Linked DNA regions of Homo sapiens: region 1 is linked to region 2. The links are chromatin loops, found by intact Hi-C in ENCODE. Cell type or tissue: mammary epithelial cell. All regions are shown on one strand. Each heading gives the region's core, and the rest is flanking DNA. Links, peaks and the distances in the headings are about the cores only.

The links. A loop is a pair of places that touch in the nucleus more often than their neighbours do. Peaks named below come from ENCODE experiments on the same cell type or tissue, not always from the same donor. Only the 100,000 strongest peaks of a DNase experiment are listed, where the experiment ranks them.
Region 1: it touches region 2 in a loop (16-fold over the local background); 4 of 110 quality-filtered maps call a loop at or near these places.

What each region holds. Positions count from the first base shown.
Region 1 is chr10:29,376,214-29,379,131 of GRCh38, forward strand. No RefSeq gene overlaps it. Among named protein-coding and RNA genes, the nearest start is that of SVIL-AS1, 32 kb to the right of the region's middle. In mammary epithelial cell, for the core only: a CTCF peak has its summit at 1,340 (motif pointing right); no DNase peak of the experiment used is centred there.
Region 2 is chr10:29,511,855-29,514,772 of GRCh38, forward strand. It overlaps SVIL (supervillin), which reads right to left. Exons shown (of 38, transcript NM_021738.3): 17 at 881-1,007. It overlaps LOC124902401 (a long non-coding RNA gene), which reads left to right and starts at 995. Exons shown (of 2, transcript XR_007062099.1): 1 at 995-1,078. In mammary epithelial cell, for the core only: a CTCF peak has its summit at 1,346 (motif pointing left); no DNase peak of the experiment used is centred there; H3K27ac peaks cover 437 bases.

The sequences.
Region 1 (2,918 bases), core at 309-2,808, 140 kb before region 2:
AAAGAAAATTTTAGAATTTTCCTTTAGAAAAGAAAAATTTTTTCTAAAATATTATTAGAAAAAATATTTTGTCTAAAAAATAGTTTTCATATATAGTATATATATTGTATATATACTATATATACATTGCATATATATACACTATATATACACATTGTGTATACATATATGTATATATATATATATATATATATAGTAGAGATGGGGTCTCACTATGTTGCCCAGGCTGGTCTTGAACTCCTGAGCTCAAGCAATCCTCCTTCCTCGGCCTCCCAAAGTGCTGGGATTACAGGCATGGGACACTGCGCCTGGCCTAATGCTATATCTATAATGAATTTTTGCAACTCTGATATCTCATACATAGTCTAGGAGCCCTATAAACTAACTACTAGTGTTCTTTAAAAGATAACGTAAAATAGCAACAACGAAATAAAACAGTAGAATAAAAGTGCAAAGTTCTATGGCAGAATGGCGAAGGCTTAGTGTTGGAAACAATTATGAGAAAGGCAAGTTCCTCAACCTTCTAAAGTTTTGTTTTCTAACCTGTAAAATGGGGAGAATAATGAGTGCCTTGTTTTGGAGATGAGATGAGGTAATGTATGTAAAATTAGTAGGTTTGGTAGGTGCTATTACAGTGCAAATCGTTAATTGAGATATCATTTTTAATTAAAAGATGAAGATGGCCATGCACAGTGGCTCACACCTGTAATTCCAACACTTTGGGAGACTGAGGCAGGTGGACGGCTTGAGTCCAGGAGTTTGAGACCAGCCTGGGCAATATGGCGAAACCAAGTGTCTACAAAAAATACAAAAAAAAAAAATTAGCTCGGCATGGTGGCTCGCGACTGTGGTCCCAGTTACTAGGAAGGCTGAGGTGGGAGGATCGCTTGAGCCCAGAAGGCAGAGGTTGCGTTGAGCCAAGATGGCACCACTGTACTCCAGTCTGGGCAACACAGGGAGATCCTGTCTCAAAAAAAAAAAAAAAAAAAAAAAAGCCGGACTCGGTGGTTCACCCCTGTAATCCCAGCACTTTGGGAGGCTGTGGCCGGCGAATCACCTGAGGTCAGGAGTTCGAGACTAGCCTGGTTAACATGGTGAAACCCCGTGTCTACTAAAAATACAAAACTATAGCCGGGCGTCGTGGCGCGCGCCTGTAGTCTCAGCTACTCAAGAGACTGAGGCAGGAGAATTGCTTGAGCCTGGGAGGCAGAGTTTGCAGTGAGCCAAGATCACACAGCTGTACTCCAGCCTGGGAAACAGAGTGACAGTCTTTCTCAAAAAATAAAAAAATAATAATAAAAAAAGAAGGCACGCTGGCTGACTCAGGATATCCACTAGGTGGTGCTAGAAAACAATGGCCAATCATGAAGCATTCATTTTCAAAGACCTGGCATTTTAATCTTTTATTTGAGTGTATCAGGAAACAGTTTCTTTCTTTAAAAATTGTTTTTTATTTCAATAGTTTTTGGGGTGTCTTTTGTAACATGAATTATATAGTGGTGAACTCCAAGATTCTAGTGCACCCGAATAGTGTACATTGTACCTGATGTGTAGTTTTTTATCCCTAGCGCTCTTCCCCTTTCTGCATCTCTAAAGTCGATGATATCACACTGTATGCCTTTGCATACTTGTAGCTTAGCTCCCACTTATAAGTGAGAACATGTGGTTTTGGTTTTCCACTCCTGAAGAATAATGGCCTCCAGCTCCATCCAAGTTGCTGCAAAAGACATTATTTCCTCCATTTTAATGGCTGAGTAGTATTCCATGGTGTATATATACCACGTTTTCCTTACCCACTCATTGGTTGATGGGCACTTAGGTTGGTTCCACATCTCTGCAATTGTGAATTGTGCTGCGGTAAACATACGCGTGTGGTGTCCTTTTCATATAATGACTTCTAGGAAACGCAGTTTCGATGAACACTCCAACCTACATTCCTTGCATCACTTTGGGACTTTTACCTACTCCTATAATTCTCAAACATTTCCGCCCCTCTGCCTTCCAAGTAAGATGCTTACTCAGCCAACAATTCCTGAGTGCCTGCTGTCTGCTAGGTGCTGGATACACAAAAATGAAGAAAATGCAGTGCCTGGGCCGGTCATGAATTCCACTGTGGATGCGTTAAGTTTGAAGTTCCTGTAGTACTTCCGGGTGGAGATGTCCAACCAGCTGTTGACTATTTAGATTTGAAGCTCAGAATTGACATTCAGAATCAGGGAGACATCATACTTTGTCTGTAGTTGATCGTGAGCTTGAAAAGCATGGCCCAGGACAGAGCATAAAGTGGGAGGGGCTATGAGCGGGTACAGAATCCTGCAGAACGTGGGCATGCCAGCGAGGAGACAGGCTCGCGGAGGACAGAAGGAGGGTTCCGAGAGCCGCAGGCAGAAGCAGGGCAGGGTGGTGTCAAAGAAACCGGGGGGTATGAAGGGACAAAGGACGAGTGTCCCCTAGAAGAGAGAAGAAAGCCCATTGGATTTGGAGCAGGAAGAGGCCCACTGAGAGTGGCCTGGGGACAGAGTGCATGTGAAGACAGCCCAATATCGGCTGCTTTTTAAAAAATGTGGATGAGAAGAGGAGAGTCAGGATAGTTACTAGAGGAGCACTGAGGGTAGGGGGGAGTCGGTTGGGGGGCTTGGTTGGTGTTTGGCTGTTTACTTATTTACTTATTTGCATTGGGAGAAAGGGATCTGATGGCATTTACAGATGGAGGGAAGGAGCCAATAGTGAAGGACAGGCTGATGATTAGAACACATGAGAAGGGCTGACACCCCATCCCACCACTTTTCTCCTTGTCCCAAACAAGCTGTGTGCTCTTGGGTGGTTTCCTGCCCCCTCTCATCCTCAGGCACCTCACCTAGAAAAACATACAGAGTAAAATGGTGAATCGTGTGTAAGATCTCTCCTAGCTCTAAGAA
Region 2 (2,918 bases), core at 94-2,593:
CTTAATGCATGAAAGTCACACTCATCATCTCTCCCTTCCACAGATGCTTAACTTATTTTAGAGCTAGAAGGGGCCTGGGGATCATCGGGTTGAAAGCATTCTTTTTCTTTTCTACTTGAAGACTTCTGATCCTAGAAAGTGACCAGGGAGTGTGTCACCGGTGCATCATTTCGCCTCCAGCCAGAAGGTGCATTTGCAATTGTAGGGCCAGCCAGCAAGTAAGTCACCATCAGTTTCAAAAGTGTGCACTACCTGGTCAAAAGCTGGTCATCATCACATCTGTGATTTAACAATTCATCAATACTTTCGCATATGAAATGCTTGCTAGTATTGATCACCATGCATTACCTAATTTTGTTTCAACTTATACATTACTGTACATTCTCAATAAAAGGCATAGCTACTCATGAAACACGCTTAAATGATGAACTAAATACTCATAAACCACAATTATGTCCTTATTTTTTATACTTAGGTTTAAAATCTCTGCATGGGAAACACAAGTCTGTATTTTACATGGAACTTAAAGATATTAGTGGTGAATTCAATTTTTTTCATTATAAAGGCTTTAATAACACATGAAAGCCAGACTTCATTTAAGAAGGTTTTTAAACTGAAGAAAAAGTCCACACTTTAAAATTCAGGCACTTGCTTGCTGACATAGTGTGTGTGTGTTGCTGATCCCAGTTTTAAAACATCTCCAGGCACAGCCTTCTGCCCAATTTTAGCTGCTCTGTGACAGACTCTCAGTGTGTACCCTAAGGGCAAAAATGCACAAATGCTTCACAGAGTAGGAATTAGGTGGCACACGCTTGTCTTTTTGATGCACTTCCAAGAGTGATGTTAGTCGGAAGGCTTTTCCTAACATGGGGAATGTTACCTTCTTGATGAGGGACCGCCCTGCTTCCTGGGTGTGCAGGCTGCTGGCCGGCGCCTTGCCGCCCTCCTGCCTCCTGCTGAGTCTGTTTCTCCAATCTTCCTCCCCGCTTTTCTTCAACAGTGCCAATCTAGGAGGAAAACATGCCCGCCACAAAGAGTTCAGCACCAAACTCTTCCTTGTGATGGAACCATAATCTAGGTAAGAGAGGCGGCTTGGGCCAAGATATGACCACAGCCGCCTCGTTTTAACATTTTGAATTTCATTTATTCGGAAGACAGCATGTCTGGAAAAATAATAAAGTCCCTTTTCTAAGATGGCCCGAAGATTTTACAGTTGATTGAAACACAGAGCTGAAATCTGACTTGCTAGATAAAAGATGCACCATCATTCCAGCCAAGGATGTCTGTTCCTTGGCCTTGGGCTGAAAGCAAGAGAACCGTCCCCAGAGAAAAATGTCTTTTAGCGACGCCTTCTGGTCACTTGTGAAATAACATTAAAGGACTAAAGCTGTGTTACAGAAAATGATGCAGACATGGGCTTAAAAACATAAAGCTGGCCAGGCACGGTGGCTTCCGCCTGTAATCCTAGCACTTTGGGAAGCTGAGGCAGGTGGATCACGAGGTCAGGAGTTCGAGACCAGCCTGGCCAATACGGTGAAACCCCATCTCTACTAAAAATACAAAAATTAGCCAGCGGGAGGCTGAGGCACAAGAATCGCTTGAACCTGGGAGGCAGAGGTTGCAGTGAGCCGAGATTGTGCCACTGCACTCCAGCCTGGGTGACACAGTGAGACTCTGTCTCAAAAAACAAACAAACAAACAAAAACATAAAGCCATGAAGCACTTACAGTCTCTTAATATCATCCCTTTCAATTAGAGGTAAAATTTGATGTTTATGACTGTTTCTCCTCAGGTGTTCTAAGCCCTATTCTTTTCCTACAAATGAATTTGATCATTCTTATCCATCTTCTTTAGACAGAAACTATTTTCTATAAACCCATTTTTTAAAATTATCACTTCAACTTTCCTCAGGGGAAGGATATACACAAAAAAAGAATCTAATTAACTGATATTGTTAACTAACCTACTTTAGCTCAATGATGATGTGACTTGATAGGCAGTGCTTGAATACTGGAATCCTGAAAGGTTATTTTTCACAAACTTGAGGCTATTTCAGCTAACTGTATTGCATGAATGAAGAAATCTTAGGTATTTACGCTGGACAAACAAACATGGGAAAGATAAAAGGTAAAAAAAAAAAAAAAAGGTGGTGATCACTAAACTCATTTGAGCCGATGCTCAAACAATTTAAAGAGTAGGGAAAAGCCAAATAATTAGATCCTTTTCCCTCTGTGCTGGACCTGATGGGCCAGGTCTTATTGATATCACTAATGCATAATCCACAAATGGTATAAATATTTTTATCCATAAATATTAAATCCATAAATATTAAATCCATAAATATTTTTATCCATAAATATTAAATCCATAAATATTTTTTATTGTTATAAATTTGTTTTAGAGACAAGGTCTTCCTTTGTCACCAGGTCTGGAGTGCAGCGGCACAATCACGGTTCACTGCAGCCTCGAATTCCTGGGCTCAAGCGACAATCCTGCCTCGGCCTCCAGAGTAGCTAGGATGACAGGTGTGCATCACTGCGCCTGGTTAATTTTTAAAATTTTTATTTTGTAGAGACGAGGTCTTGCTATGCTGCTCAGGCTGGTTTTGAACTCCCGGGCTCAAGCAATTCTTCCATGTCAGCCTCCAGAGTAGCTAGGACTACACTTGTGCACCACTACACTAGGCTAATTTTTAAAATTTTTATTTGGTAGAGACAGGTGCTTGCTATGTTGCCCAGGGCAGTTTTGAACTCCTGGCCTCAAGCGATCCCCTGCCTCAGCCTCCCAAAGTGCTGGGATTACAGGCATGAGACAGCGCGCCTAGACAACAGTGTATTTTTAAGCAGAACATCAGCTTTGGTCCCAATTTGGCTACTCCCTTTGGGTATCTCGGTTCTCCCTCCTATATCTGTCACATC